Linked DNA regions of Homo sapiens: region 1 is linked to region 2. Evidence: read pairs that join two places in POLR2A ChIA-PET (ENCODE). Cell type or tissue: A673. All regions are shown on one strand. Each heading gives the region's core, and the rest is flanking DNA. Links, peaks and the distances in the headings are about the cores only. Region 1 overlaps SHANK2 (SH3 and multiple ankyrin repeat domains 2). Region 2 overlaps SHANK2 (SH3 and multiple ankyrin repeat domains 2).

Region 1 (2,908 bases), core at 297-2,796, 71 kb before region 2:
GCTCTATCCCCAGGCTGATGTGCAGTGGTGCAATCATAGCTCATTGGAGCATTGAACTTCTAGGCTCAAGCAATCCTCCTGCCTCAGCCTCCTGAGTAGCTGGGACCACAGGCGCACGACCACACCCGGCTAATGTTTTTAAATTATTTTTCATGGAAACGGGGTCTCACTGTGTTGCCCAGGCTGGTCTCAAATTCCTGGGCTCAAGCAATTCAACCGCCTCCACCTTCCGAAGCACTGGGATTACAGGCGTGAGCCACCGCACCCGGCCAAGAGATGCTGTTCGGGTGCTCAGCTGATATAGGGCGTACACTCAGTGATTCTGTGGCAGTCTCTGCTCTCCCTAAAGCCAGAGGCCCTCACCGAGGCATGCCGCAGTCCCGTCCCTGGTACGCCTTCAGGGAAAGGCTCCTGGGGGGCCCCCAGCCTTCTTGTTCTCACACCGCCATTTTTATTGACACAAAGTGTGTCAACCATATGGAATTAAACTTTAGTGCTCTGGTTGCTTTTTCCTCGTCTTGTCTCGTCTTTCTCTGGTTGTGTGTGTGTGTGTGTGTGTGTGTGTGTGTGTGTGTGTTTTAAATTTCTGAAGCAGTTCTCTTAGCAACCAGAAAAAAAAAAAAAAAAAACACACACACACACACAGCACACTAAATTACAGCCCAGCAGAGGCATCCGGCAACAGAACCTTGCCCCTGGATGCTCCACGTAGCTTCAGGAAGCTCCTTCTCCTGGTGTAGAAATAACTCACTGTCCACCTGCCACAGGGCACCAGCCTGCATCCACTTCTCTGTGTTTGCTTTATAAATCTGACTTTCTCCATGTAGGGCTTCCAAGGGGCAGCTTTCCTCTTTTCTCTTCTTCTGTTGGGTTGGAAATGCTGAGGAAATGCCTAAAGTGACCCTGAAGAGCTCGCTTTTATCAGCTGCCTGGAATCGGGGCCATCCTTGGCAGGGTCTCAGTTTAATTGTCTTTTTATCTCTCTCTTTAAAAAAAAAAAAAAAAAAGTAGGAGGGGGTGGAGTCCTGTTTTTTCCAGGGTAATTACCTCGATGGGTGGGGAGCCAGAGAAGTCATGGGCACTTGTGTCTGATTCTTTTGAACAGAAATATAGGTCGTGTTCAGAAATTCCAGAATGCTGGCCATGTCTGCCCGGGGAACGTGGGTCTGGTGTGAAGCTTATCTGGTACTTGTACGCTTCCCTCCCCCTTGTCTGTCTTACCACATCTGCTAGCTGACAAACAAACTTGGCTTTTTCTTTAAAAAAATTTTTTTTTAAAAAAATAGAAAAGCACAGTGCAGTATATTTAGGCACAGGCGCATGGAGCGCCCAGCACCAGCCCGAGTTTCCTTGGATAACTGGGGCTCGAGCTCACTCATGCCTCCCGGCGTCTCCCAGCTGCCAGCTCGAGGACGCCTGATCCGCGTTAACCCTCCGCGGTGCCTCTTCCTCAATGCCCTGAGCACAAAAGCAGAGTAGCCCGGCTCACATGACGCGCGCCGCGAGAGGTAGCCGGGTTTGAGAGCAGCCCGTCTACGTGCAGTTGGTTCCCAGCTGACAGACAGAATATGGGGTGGGCTTTGTCACCAGCACGCTGGGTCTGGCATGCCCAGCTATGCTCGGAAGTGCACCGTGCCCAGACACCCGCCACCTCTCCCCGGGTCCCAGCTGCTCTAGCACCGAGGGGCCGGGCTGCACGCCTGTCCTTCCTCCCATCCAGGAAGGTTATATAATGAGCGGACCGCTGCCAAAGTCAGAGGGAAAATGAAGTCTTTGTTAAATGCCTTCACCAAGAAGGAAGGTAAGGAAAAAGCTGTCGGGAGCCGGGTGCATGGGAATTAGCAGCTGCTTGCTGATTCTCGGGGTGGGGGAGAGGGAGGACTCCAGTTCCTCCTAAAATTGCCAGTTGTTAATCCCTAGCATGTCAGGGGATAATGACTTTGGTTTGGGATACGGTTTGGTTTGAGTTGGTCCGGAATATAACGCGGTGGAAGGTCTCGCCTTATCGTGTGCTGCTTTCAAACCTTCAGCCCTTGTGGAACTCCATTCCGGAATGGCCATCCGTGGGGACCGTGCCACGGAGTGTGTTAGGAACTAAGTCCTAGGGAAAATAAAGGAAGTTTTGACTATAGTCCTCAGTGACCAGAGGGCTGCTAGGCACTGGCCGAGGCAGGTCGGGGCACATGGCTGGCTGCACCAAATGGGTGGCTACCTTCCGAGCTGCTCCCGGCTCTCCCATCCCGGGGTTGCAGTTACATGGAATGGATGGGAAGGGAGCGTGGCCAACTTTAAAAGTGCACACTCTGTTTGTCATACCTTGTGTAATTTTTATTGTGGGGAAAAAAATGTATAAATAAATGCATGTAAGCCAGCTAAGAAAATATCCACCTATTTAGAGTGCAGATTGCCTAAAAGAAGGAAACAGTTGGGTGGAATATTAATCATTTTCAGACAGAAAACAGTTATTTTTAACCCTTTTCACAAAAAAAAATCATCATTTCCATGGATGGTTCCAGTTAGAGAGTTTTGTCAGAGAGCTCTCATTTTAGGAAATCAGATATCATAAAAAGGTATGACTTTAGAGAAATGAGGAAGGTACTTCCCAGCCCCAGCTCGTTGCAAAATAAACACCAAAGAAATTTCAGTACTCAGGAAACTAATTTAATATGAATCTTGGTAATTACGCGAGGTAATTTTCATTAAAATGTTCACACTGATGTCACCGGTGAGATTTCATTTGAGTAACTTGCGTGGTCTACAGAGTAAAAATGTATTTGAAAATGTCCCAGCTCTTTTATTCCTTAATCCTCCAAGGGTGGCCTCCCCATGTGAATTCTTCCCCCCTCTAAGTCCATACTCTTCTGACAGAGTCTTAGGAATGTATATAAATAACAACCTTTGTCTGTGC
Region 2 (2,908 bases), core at 255-2,754:
GACTTTCTCAGGGCAGCAGCCACAGGCCTGCTATGCTCACTCTTATCTGCATGGGTTGATATGGTTGTTATCCCTTTTTACAGATAAGGAAACCGAGGCTAGAGAGTGTAAGCCCCTTGCTCAAGGTCAGCCAGCTCATAAATGGCAAAGCTGGGTGGGATTCAAACCCAGGAGTCCAGCTCCTAACACTGCTATTAACCTTCCTGCTTCCTGTCTCTCCTGCTCAGGGCAGGGGCTCAGTAGATACTTGTCTACTAAAGGGATGCATGGAGGAATAAAAATAAGAATAGTCACATTTATTAAGCATTTGTTACCTGCCAGCCTTTGACCTTCACACGGCTCCCCTCCATAATCCTTGCCAAACGTCCAATATCATGGAAACTGCTAGTGCTCCATTTTGCAGACGGGGGCGCAAGGACCTGGGGAAGTGGAGTGGTTGGCCCAGGAGGTTTGGAGCCTGGGTCTGAGCCCAGGGTCTGCTCTATGTATCCGTTCTCTTTTGTAACATTCTGTGCTGATCTACATAAGACAAGCTGCAGATCTGTGTAAAGGTGAGCTTAGAGGACACGTTCCCAGAAAGACAAAGCAGCTTACAAAGCAAAATTCCGTATGTCAGAATATGTTCAACGCTGCGTGGCCACTGAGATGATAGGGGTGTGGGGCTGCCTGGTGCCCCAGAGTGTGCAGCCGAGGCCCTGCCCTCAGCAGCTCCAAGCCTCCCCGTCTTCCCCTGCTAGTGGCAGAAAGCAGGGTCCAGTATGATGCCATGGAACCTGCCTGGACCCCAGAGAGGGCAGCAGGGGTTGTGAGACTAGTTAGAGAGGTAGCCACAGCCCCTGCCCACACAGCTGGAGGGAAGGAGCGTGCAGGCGGCGGTGGATTCAAATGCCTGTTCTGGGAGAGGGTGTGCTCTGTGCCAGGCAGCGTGGGGGCTTCACCTGCTAACCTGGGCTCTTCTCCGGTTCACCTCCTGTCTATCCCTAGGCCCAGCACCGTGGCCAGCCCCCAGGATCAGTGAGTGCTCCTGGAACCCTTATTATCCCTGTTTCAGAAAATGTGCCTCTAAGGCTCAGAGAACCCAGGCCAGCATTTGAGCGTTTTCAGGTAAAGGATCTTTCCCATCAGAGCCTGGACATTCAGGAAGGGAGCTTTCCCTGGCTGGAGGGTGGAAGAGAGACCTCCAGCCTGGAGTCTGGAAGGTTCTCTGCCTCGCTCTGGGAACCTGCCTCTGGGGGAGCTGGGGATGTCTCCTGCACCTGCTCGCACGGGGGCTGCAGCTGTCACCCTGAACCCGCTGCGGCCAGTGAGGAAACGAGCTCAGAGCAGCAGAGCCATCTCCGCAAGATCACAGAGGCCTTTGGCCCCAGGACGTCAGTGGGGTCCGGGGCTCGGTGAAGCGGCTAAGTCATAGGCTTGGCTTTCTGCACAGGCACAGCTGGGAGGGCTGGGTATTCAAGAGCTGGGCAACGGAAAGCCATCCTGTAAGATGGAAATAAACTTGTATTTCCAACAATCGGAGGGTGATGCAAAAGTGGCCCTACGATGGCCCCAGCACTGGGAGGCCCCTCCGGAAGCCGCGGCGTTCCAGGAATCTGCTGGCGCGGTGTCTTCCCTCTTGTGGCCTGTCGCTCGCCTGGTAGGAGCGGACTCACTGCCTGGCGTCCCTGCTTGTGGCCACTAGATGGCAGCCGCGGGGTGCGGAGCCGAGGGCGGCCTCCAGGAGTGAGTCCCTTCCGCACGAGAAAGGCCGGTTGCCAGGAGAACCTGCTGGGCCTTGTCCCCAGAATCTCCACTGTGGTCCCACTGCCACCACTGCAGGCCGGGGCCGGGGCTGGGGACGTGCCTGGAAAGCCACTGGCTCTGCCCGGGTGCCCACAGGGCACCAGAGAGGCCAAGAGGTTGGACGCTCACAGGGCAGGGATGGGATGAGGGGCCGGAGTGCACCCCTGCACACAGTTTCTGCAGGAAGCCCCTGGAGGGTGGACACCCACAGGAAGAAGGCTGCCTGCGCGCTGGGCGCAGTGGCTCACACCTGTAATCCCAGCGCTTTGGGAGGCCGAGGCAGGTGGATCACCTGAGGTCAGGAGTTCGAGACCAGCCTGGCCAACATGGTGAAACCCTGTCTCTACTACAAATGCAAAAATTAGCTGAGTGTGGTGGTGGCCACCTGTAATCCCAGTTACTTGGGAGGCCAAGTCAGGAGAATCACTTGAACCTGGGAAGCAGAGGTTGCAGTGAGCCGAGGTCACGCCACTGCACTCCAGCCTGGGCAACAGAGCAAGACTTCATCTCAGAAAAAAAAAAAAAAGATTATGAACAGGGTTTTCATACATAGGAATTGTGCGGGACATTTCGAAGTACTTCTGGGATCTTGCTTTTACTAGTATCGTTACTTATTATTTTGTAATCATAGCCGTTATTATTGCTGTATTAGTATCTTCTTAGGGACCCAGGTGCCTCCCTGTAATCGATGTCTCTCTGCATCTGGGGCCGTGTTAAATCTAGATATTTGAAGCAGCACTTCCCAGCTCTTCGGTTTTGTCAGCATTTCTTGGAAACGTGCTGTCTGGAAGGTGTTCAGCATTGCCCAGACACCTGGACTTTTCATCCTTGTCCTCCCTCTCCTGCCACTGAGGCCCCGCCACTAACTCTTATGGGTCCATGGTATTCAAGTAATGTCAGAGACCATGGGGGCCAGAAAGCTCTTTATTTCCACCTCCTCCTACCGCTGCCTTTGCCAGGCTACTCAGAACCCAAATGTGGAAGGCATGGGCCACAAGTTCCAGGCTGGGCTCTGCTCGAGCTCACCGGGGGGAGGCTGTCACCTATGTAGAATTTCCTCAAAGGCTTTTTCTGCACCAGTTGCTATGATTATCTGTTTTTCTTCATTAGTTTGTTTATATGGTGG

What was found. Peaks named below come from ENCODE experiments on the same cell type or tissue, not always from the same donor. Only the 100,000 strongest peaks of a DNase experiment are listed, where the experiment ranks them.
Region 1: POLR2A ChIA-PET joins it to region 2 with 7 read pairs; 2 of 35 experiments call an interaction of 5 or more read pairs at or near these places.

What each region holds. Positions count from the first base shown.
Region 1 is chr11:70,825,360-70,828,267 of GRCh38, reverse strand. The region is part of intron 11 of SHANK2 (SH3 and multiple ankyrin repeat domains 2); the gene reads left to right. Among named protein-coding and RNA genes, the nearest start is that of SHANK2-AS3, 36 kb to the left of the region's middle. In A673, for the core only: no CTCF peak of the experiment used is centred there; a DNase peak (open chromatin) is centred at 1,457; H3K27me3 peaks cover 2,500 bases.
Region 2 is chr11:70,754,474-70,757,381 of GRCh38, reverse strand. The region is part of intron 14 of SHANK2 (SH3 and multiple ankyrin repeat domains 2); the gene reads left to right. Among named protein-coding and RNA genes, the nearest start is that of SHANK2-AS3, 110 kb to the left of the region's middle. RefSeq lists an enhancer at 1,387-1,436. In A673, for the core only: a CTCF peak has its summit at 1,664 (motif pointing right); a DNase peak (open chromatin) is centred at 1,681.